Linked DNA regions of Homo sapiens: region 1 is linked to region 2. The links are chromatin loops, found by intact Hi-C in ENCODE. Cell type or tissue: Calu3. All regions are shown on one strand. Links, peaks and the distances in the headings refer to the core of each region. The heading gives the core; the rest is flanking DNA. Region 1 overlaps VNN1 (vanin 1). Region 2 has its middle 9.5 kb from the start of TAAR2.

The links. Peaks named below come from ENCODE experiments on the same cell type or tissue, not always from the same donor. Only the 100,000 strongest peaks of a DNase experiment are listed, where the experiment ranks them.
Region 1: it touches region 2 in a loop (3-fold over the local background); 1 of 110 quality-filtered maps calls a loop at or near these places.

Annotation. Positions count from the first base shown.
Region 1 is chr6:132,685,626-132,690,027 of GRCh38, forward strand. The region is part of intron 5 of VNN1 (vanin 1); the gene reads right to left. Among named protein-coding and RNA genes, the nearest start is that of VNN1, 26 kb to the right of the region's middle. In Calu3, for the core only: no CTCF peak of the experiment used is centred there; a DNase peak (open chromatin) is centred at 1,826.
Region 2 is chr6:132,612,573-132,616,974 of GRCh38, forward strand. It overlaps a transcript of TAAR5 not described here. Among named protein-coding and RNA genes, the nearest start is that of TAAR2, 9.5 kb to the right of the region's middle. In Calu3, for the core only: no CTCF peak of the experiment used is centred there; DNase peaks (open chromatin) are centred at 339 and 2,189.

The sequences.
Region 1 (4,402 bases), core at 135-4,134, 73 kb after region 2:
TAAACTAGCAGTAGAAAGAGCCAAGAATCCCTATCTACACTGCAAAGCACTCAAATTAATCACTGGGACTGCTCTATACCTAGAGCTAGGAGTAAAGTTGTGGCAGTCAAAGGAAAATAAATGAGCAGAAAGTTGTGAAGGATGCCTTGGATACTAAGTCCTCCAAAAAACCAGATAACTGATCCTCCCCTACTCCAGTAAATAACGGAGAATGTTTCCAGAGAGGGTAAAGTGGATGGTCTTTAGATGAAAGTTTAAGAGACATAGTTGAAGGGGATTACCTGAATAAATAACACTGAATGTTGAAAACGTTCCCCCTCCACCCCCACCCACACCTTGCAAGGCCATTTTCCTCACTTGGATCCCTAATGCTGTCAGCAAGGATTTATCTTTCAGGAATAGGGTTGCCAGGTAAAACACAGGACAAGACTCCCAGTTAAATGTGAAGTTCAGATACACAACAAATAATTTTTTAGTATAAGTATGTCTTAAATATTGAATGGGACATACTTACACTTTTTAAAAAAAATGTTTATCTGGGCTGGGAGCAGTGGCTCCCACCTGTAATCCCAGCACTTTGGGAGGCCGAGGCAGGCGGATCACTTGAGGTCAGGAGTTCGAGACCAGCCTGGCCAACATGGGGAAACCCCATCTGTACCAAAAATATAAAAAATTAGCTGGGAGTGGTGGCATGAACCTGTAATCCCAGCTACTCGGGAGGCTGAGGCAGGAGAATTGCTTGAACCCGGGAGGCAGAGGTTGCAGTGAGCGGAAATCATGCCACTGCACTCCAGCCTTGGCAACAGAAAGAGACTCTCTCAAAAAAAACAAAGTTTATCTGAACTTCAAATTTACCTGGAGATCCTGTATTTTTATTTCCTAAATTAGGCAACTGATTCAAGAAGGAAATTAGAAGAATCTTGAAACCTGGGAGACCTGACCATCCCAAGAGGAAGTCTCCAAAGACACTTACCTCCGATTTCCCCGCAGCAAAAGGTCCAGCTAGATCATTCTATCATGAAGCTCAAAATTGGCAAGTGTTACTCACATGGTCAGAATTTTCTATGAGTTTTTGGTAATCCCCAAGAGTTACCAGACATGTGAGAAAAACTTATTGCATGAAAAAGCAAATAAAAAAGCAGATAAAAGCAACTTGAAGGAAGCAGGGGGGAGGAGCTTCAATAAAAAATTTCCTAAATAGCCTCAGAGAGAGAAGAAAAAATAATACATGCACAAAACAACAATAAGTGTTGAAACTCCGAAGACAAGAAAAAAGAGTTCTTGGAAATTAAGAACATGTTAACAAAAATAAAAGATTCAGTACAAGATTTGGAAGATCAAGAGGAGGAAATCTCTCAGAAAGTAGAGGAGAAAAATAAAGTAGTAAAAAATAGCAGAGAAAATGTCGGAAAATTAGAGCCCTAATCCAAGAGGCAGAAGATCCCAATAATAAGAGTTTCAGAAAAAGAGAAAAGAAAATAGAAAGGAAGAAATTCTGCATGCATTCTGGGGAAGGTGTGGAATGAGGAATACACATACAAAGAATCAGGAATCAGAAGAACTTCAGAATTCTCAATAGCAACGTAAGATGGGAGGATATAAATACATTCACAATCCTGAAGAAAAGTCATAACCACCTTTGAATTCCATGCCCAGGGAAATACTTAACTAAATTTAAGAGGAAAGGCAGTTTCAGACCAGTGAGTCTCAAAAATCTTGCATCCCGATCACTCTCTTTCCGGAAACTGTTAACAACAAGAAAGAGGGCACAAGCCCAAAACAAGGAAGACGGGGAACAGAAAACAGGAAATCCACACAGGGAAGTGGTAAAGAAAAATCTTCACCATGAGGATAAAGGGAGATTCCAGGATGACTCCTATCGTATACAAGGCATGGAGAGCAGCCAGTTCAGATTAGAGCAATGTGACTAGACAGCGTTGACTACAACAGAACAAAGGAGCAAATAAAGGTAGAAGGAGAAAAACAGAGAACCTAAAACAAGGAAATAGCTAAGAGAGCATTCCTAGGATGACAGTAAAGGAAATCTCAATATGACAACTGTGCAGAATGACTAGAGGGAAACCAGTGCAGAGAAAGGTTATTATTTTTAGCTCAAGATAAACTTATGAAAATGATATTGTGGAAAAATTATTCTGAGATGCTGTTGGAAGATATGGGGTTTTAACAAAAAGTCAAAGAAAATTAACGAAATTTAAAAAAATAAGGCAATTAATAACTTTAGGAAAAACAAAGAAAAACTATAAAAGCAAAACTCTGAGTGATGTTTGCAATGACATACTGATATAAACAAAATTATGCATATTTGCTATAAAATGCTTGGAAAATCTGTGTGGCAAGATAGGGGTTTATTTCACTTTTACCTCTCTTTGTGTCTCTTCCCTTGGTTTGGAGGTAGCTTTTGGTGATAATCGAGATTTTTCAAGCATAATATATCATCACAGTTAGACTATGAAAAATTATAAATATAATATTATACCAAAATTCCTTATCTTCAATACAAAAATCCAAAATCTTCTGAAAATAAAGGATTTTTGTAACCCACTGGCACATTGGCATTAAGACCTAACTTGAATTAACATAAGGCTATAACATTTTTATTCAAGCTATTTAAGGTGAATAATCCCATGTTTTCCAATAGATATATTAATATGTTTGATTCTGGGTATTTTCCCAGACTCTGCTGGTAATATCAAGTAATATGTATTATTATCTTTAAATAGGAAGATTCCAAAACATATCTGGTACCAATCGTTTAGATGAAATATCACCGTCTAGCAAGATAAACAGAAAGCTTGGTTTTACTTGACAAAGCTAACCTACCTCACAACACTAAGAAAGAACTTCCCACAACTCTCTTTAGGTAGAGCCAAGACTCTGGAGGAGGTAAAAAGGTAGGAAAAGATTGAGGAGGCAGGAAGGAAAAGGAGGGAAGAAGAGCTAAGAGATTACTCTCTTGTTTTGTGACCAACTTTTTTTAACTTAAAAATAATACATCACAATTTATATTTTAATTTTAAAAATTTATATAGCAATATAATACCATATGAATGTCACATATATAAGGCTATATATGTTAATATAACATATGGTATATGGTAATAATTTTATGGCAATAAATGTTCTTCTACAATATGATTCATTTAATTTCCAGTTGTTGGACATTTTGTACCTGTGTTCATGATACTATTTTTCCCTCTTTCCTCCAGCACCTTGGAACACTGAGTAGGAGTAATGATTCCTTGTATATTTTATTTTATTTTGAGACAGAGTCTCACTCTGTTGCCTAGGCTGGAGTGCAGTGGCACAATTTCAGCTCACTGCAACCTCTATCTCCCAGGATCAAGCAATTCTCCTGTCTCAGCCTTCCAAGTAGCTGGGATTGCAGGCGCCTGCCACCATGCCTGGCTAATTTTTGTATTTTTAGTAGAGACAGGTTTCACCATGTTGGACAGGGGTCACAAACTCCTGATCTCAGATGATCTGCCCGCCTTGACCTCCCAAAGTGCTGGGATTACAGGCCACTGCACTGGACCTGATTCCTCTCATATTTTATGTATTTTTTCCTTTTGTAGCTCTTTCTCTTAGACCTACAAAGGCAATCAAGGCTCTCTCGTTTGTTGAGAAACACACACACACACATACACACATACACACACATTTCTCCTGACCATGAGTCTCTGTTAAACCATTGTCTTGCTTCTCTTCTTCTTGTCTCAGATAAGATTTCTTGGGGAAAAAAGTGCATTCACTTCCCTTTGACTTTTCAACCCAATATAATCTGCCCATCATCCTATCATTATGAGCTCAGAAAATTCTGCCAAAATTATACTCAAAAATGCTAATAATGGTCAACGTATTGTGTTAATACACCTCATGATTTCTTTCCTCCAAGAGTCTCTACTTCCTTGGCATCTACCAGATGTTCTCTTTTTAAATTTTCCTTTATTTCTTAATTGTATTTGCAGGTTTCTTGTCCTCTGTCCTTTCCTGCCCCAAATACCGAAGCTCCCAAAGGTTCTACTTTGTCAATAGTTCTTTACTGTCAGTACAGTCTCCTTTGTCGTATCATTCACTGTTGTTTGCTTAATTGCCCCTTGTATCTTGCTGATTTTTGAAACAATATTTCTAATTCTAGTATCTCCCTTAAGCATCAGACCAAAGTATTCAACAGACAACTGGCTGGGTCCAGCTGAATGTCTCATAACTACTTCAAAACCAGCACATCTATAACTGAACTCAGCCTCTACCCACTGTCAGTGAGTCTGCTCCTCTCTTGCCTCCTGATCTGTCAGATGCATCTCACCCACCCAGCCATTCTTGCCAGAAATCTGCCACATTCTGGACTCTCCATTCCGTTTTCCTGTTCCACATCAAATTGGCC
Region 2 (4,402 bases), core at 206-4,205:
GAGATAGTGTTAGTAGAAGAAAACAAAAGTGGAAGTATTTCAGCTAAATGCAGTTGGGAGGTGCTGCTGCTAGTGGCATGACACCCCTCCGTGTCCCATTAAGGTGTGAAGATGGGGTTGTCTTGGCTCTTTTCAGTCCCATATGTAATGTTTGCACCTTATCTACCACTTAGAGGAGTTGGGGATTTTCTTCCAGTTAAAACTCACATACTCTCAAAGATAAAAGGAAATTTTCTGTTGCAGAATACAGACTTGCAGTTAAACTCATACAGTATTTAAGTCCATGAATACATACGCAGTTAATGATTACACAGGGGACTCTGCCACACCCTAGTTGCCCCTATGACCTTATTGATCACAGTCACGACATTTAAGCAACCTCACATGGGTCTTACATATAAGTAACTGTTCCATGTTTTAAGTATTGGGATGATTCTATAAGATGTTTCAACATGCGATCAAATCTTTCACTATGTGCAACTTCCTATACACATAAGGGAAAATTCATATACTTTCAGAACTGGAGAAGTCCATAAACGAAATATTTACAAAGATATATTATGTGATGCAGTTTCTAGCCTCATCGTTATCTTAACATTCCACAGTGGGGCATCTGTCTAGTAAGAACACAATGAGGCTCACAATAACCAGCTCTAACAAACTAACAATGTTCTTTTGGAAAACTGTATTCTAATTTCCAGATAACTGATTTGCAAATAAACTTTTACTGTTTCATAACCTGTTTATACGTTCAAAGTTGACATGCAGATCTTTGCGGCCATTAACATTGTTCCTGCCTTCCTCCCTGCTTTTCCTCATAAAAATTATGCTAGCTCCTTTAATTTTTTTATGGAGGCCAACAAAATTTTTATGTTATCTATTATGTTGAATCACATAGCCTCTATGGAATTCTCATTTTTTAAAGTTACAAATGTTCAAATATTAATAATTACAAATAATTTCCCACTGGGACCTTTTCCTTTTCCTCCTCAAGTTTTAGTTTTAAGCACTGACTAAGGTTGGCATATCTCCAGCCACATACATTTGGAAAAAGTCAGATTTGCAATGCAATATATCATGGAGTTAATACTTGTTGAAGAGAATCTTTGATTGTCTGGACACATTCATTTTAGTAGGAGGCAGAGATGACTTAATAGCAACACCAAGTTAGGAATCTAATTTTCACAGCCTTCCAGGATGAATACCATATAACTTGTAGTAGACTACAATCTGGTTCTGAGCATAGAGGCAAGCATTTGTACATGTGCTCTACATGGCACCAAATAAAAGTGACACTACTGCCATAAAATATGTTCTCCTCTTCTAGGATCCACCTATTTGGGCAAAGAACTTAACAATTGCCATTGCCACCTATGTATGTATGTACAAGCATATAAATAAATGTAAATTATAATTTCCTTTCAGTTTTCTTTGTTGGAAAAACAGATAAGAAAGATCAGCAAAGGAAGATATGAGCTATTAGTGTTCCACTTCTTCAATATATTAACTCAAATTACATGTACAAAGAAGCAGATTTTTAAAGGTTTCTCATTTGAACACAAATTTGGATAATGTCATAAATAATTCTCCTTTAAATTCTAACAGCCCTAGGGCTCTTGGAATTTAAGACTGAAATCTAAAATTATTGATACATAATGCCAAAGAGGAAAGTGCATTTTAGCATTGTTGAAATACCTAACTACATTTACTGAATCATGTCTCGCATAGTTCTTGTACTTTGCAAAAGTATTTTATATGCCACTATATAAAAATTTACCAACCTTGTCAAATGAATTTTGATGGAAAATTTAAGACCTTTTACCAGAAAATTATAATGATTGTTTTTTAGTTAAAAACTATCTTCTCAATTGCAACCCATTTCAACAATTTCTGATTCTTTATAAAATACAACTATCACTATTCAATTATTTTGAAGAAGAGAATAAATCAGCAATAATTTAAAAAGATTAGAACATTTCCAATTCTTTTTATTGACCCAGTACCTTCCCTTTCCTGAAAAGTTAGTTGTGAATCAATGACCGTCCTCTTGTGGCTTTGCAGGTGCGACATCAGGAAATTCCAGAAAGTTTAGTGTAGAGGATTAAGGTATATGATTCATATATAAGTTTGCTTCTGCTCTCAGGAGAATTGGAGTAGAGAACTCAGATCCAGGAGCTTCCAGATAGGCACTAACTGTGGAGCCCCAGTGGGACTGCTCTTTTAACTTTCTCAAGGGATATTGAAATACCCTGGGTTTTTTGTTCGTTTGTTTGTTTTGGTTTGGTTTTGGTTTTGGTTTTGGTTTTCTTTGAGACAGAGTCTCACTCTGTCGCCAGGCTGGAATACAGTAGTGCGATCTCAGCTCACTGCAACCTCCGCGTCCTGGGTTCAAGTGATTCTCCTGCCTCAGCCTCCCAAGTAGCTGGGACTACAGGCACACACCACCACGCCCAGTTAATTTTTGTATTTTTAGTAGAGACAGGGTTTCACTGTGTTGGCCAGGACGGTCTCCATCTCTTGACCTCATGATCCGCCTACCTGGGCCTCCCAAAGTGCTGGGATTACAGGCATCTCTGTGTGTTTTTAATGACCCAGTTTGTTTTATTTTTTTCCAAATGAAAGGCAATTTTATATCTGATTTCATGGTCATTCTGGAAAGATTAAGTACAGAAGTTTCCGTATATTGAAAATACACAGGTTTGTGGGCTCAATTAAATGCTGGCTAATATCCAAGGGAGGAATAATTGTCTGAATCATAAAATGTTTCTGTTTACACTTTGATTCCTGAATGTAACAAGAAAGTATTGGGATGTGAGAGAATTTTTATTTTTACTTCAGTGATTTGTACAAATTTGAATTTTGAAAATCTTTATTTAAAAAAAAAGCCAGTTAAAATGTCACAAATATGAAAAAAATTAAAAAGTTCAGTAAACAAAGAACACAGAATCCAGGGTAAACCACTAAATCCCCCAGGCTCAGTTTTCACATCTGTAACTTACTACAAAATTCTCGGTGTTGAGGAACATGATTTTACTAATCCTGGGAAATGAAGACAGAGTGAATGGTAGAAGGAAGCCAGTATACAGGACACTGGATCACTCTGTCATCCTCACTAGAACACAGCAGGGTGATTATGTTTTGAAACATAAAAGGACATTGAAAAGGTACTGACAGATTTACTTTCATAACCACACCTGGATATAACTACTCTCTTCTTGAAAACTCACAATTTTCATTGCTATAATGGAAATGAAGAAATTAAACAAGGAATATTTCAGTGAAACACAGTTCACTACCATGTATAAACACACACACACACACACACACACACACACACACACGAGATATAACTGAAAATAAAACTTCATGAGGCTATACTTAGCCTCGGTGCAAGTGATATATTTTGATACTATCTATTTTCTTCTATTCTAATTTGCTTTTCATTAAAAATATTGTTCACAGCCAGTGGTATGCTGGAACCACCCATGATTATTTTCAAGAGAAGTTTTTTAACATTTCAGGACATTACATTTATAGGTTAAAATCACTCATAAGGAAAGATTTTTTAAATGTATATACCATGGAAATCATCAAACTCTACAAATTAGGACTGTTCTTTTTAGAGCCCAGTGTTGAGCTTAAACCAACACATCACTGGTCACAGCCCATCAGTTATTAATGAGTCTCAACCTAAAGTTAATAATTTTCTTCTTTATTTCTTCCTCTCATTCCTCTGTTATTAAAAAATACATGTATAAATATCAAGCAAAAAGGAATGATGGATTGAAAACAAAACTTTAGTAGATATTCCACATTTATTAAAACACCAGAACACCAAATAGCAATACAAAATGTGGATGAGCCTACGGAGGAAAGGAAGACACTGGACAGAGTTCTACTGTATGTAACATGGGAACTAACCAGCTGCTGTGATTAGGATGGCTCCTGAATGAAAACCTGCCTGGAGTCTGTCGCCCCAGTTACTCAGTTTGCCATTTCTTCTTTTAGTTAAGAAACGTTTGTTCTCACAACAGCAGAATCTAGTAAAGGCTTAACTCTCAGCTAACACATAACTGACTCCTGGAAGAATATGAGTTTTTGAAATTGTTATTTCCATATTTACTTACCTATCATTTTTAGTTGCTGATGCTTCAAAGTACATCTGGTAAGATACTGAGGAACAAAAATGAAATGGGAATATCACACAAAGTGTCTGTGGTGGGGAGGGAGACAAGCAGTTCCCAAGCTCAGCCTATGTTTTGACCCCTTTTGAACAGTATAAAAGCTTTTGTGTGTCCTCTTTGTTCCATCTCTGGCTTTCCCCCATGTTCTCTTTACTTTTCTAATTTTCTTTCTTTTCTCTCTACCAGGAAGTAGTGGGTGTGTAAAGAATTCTGAAAAC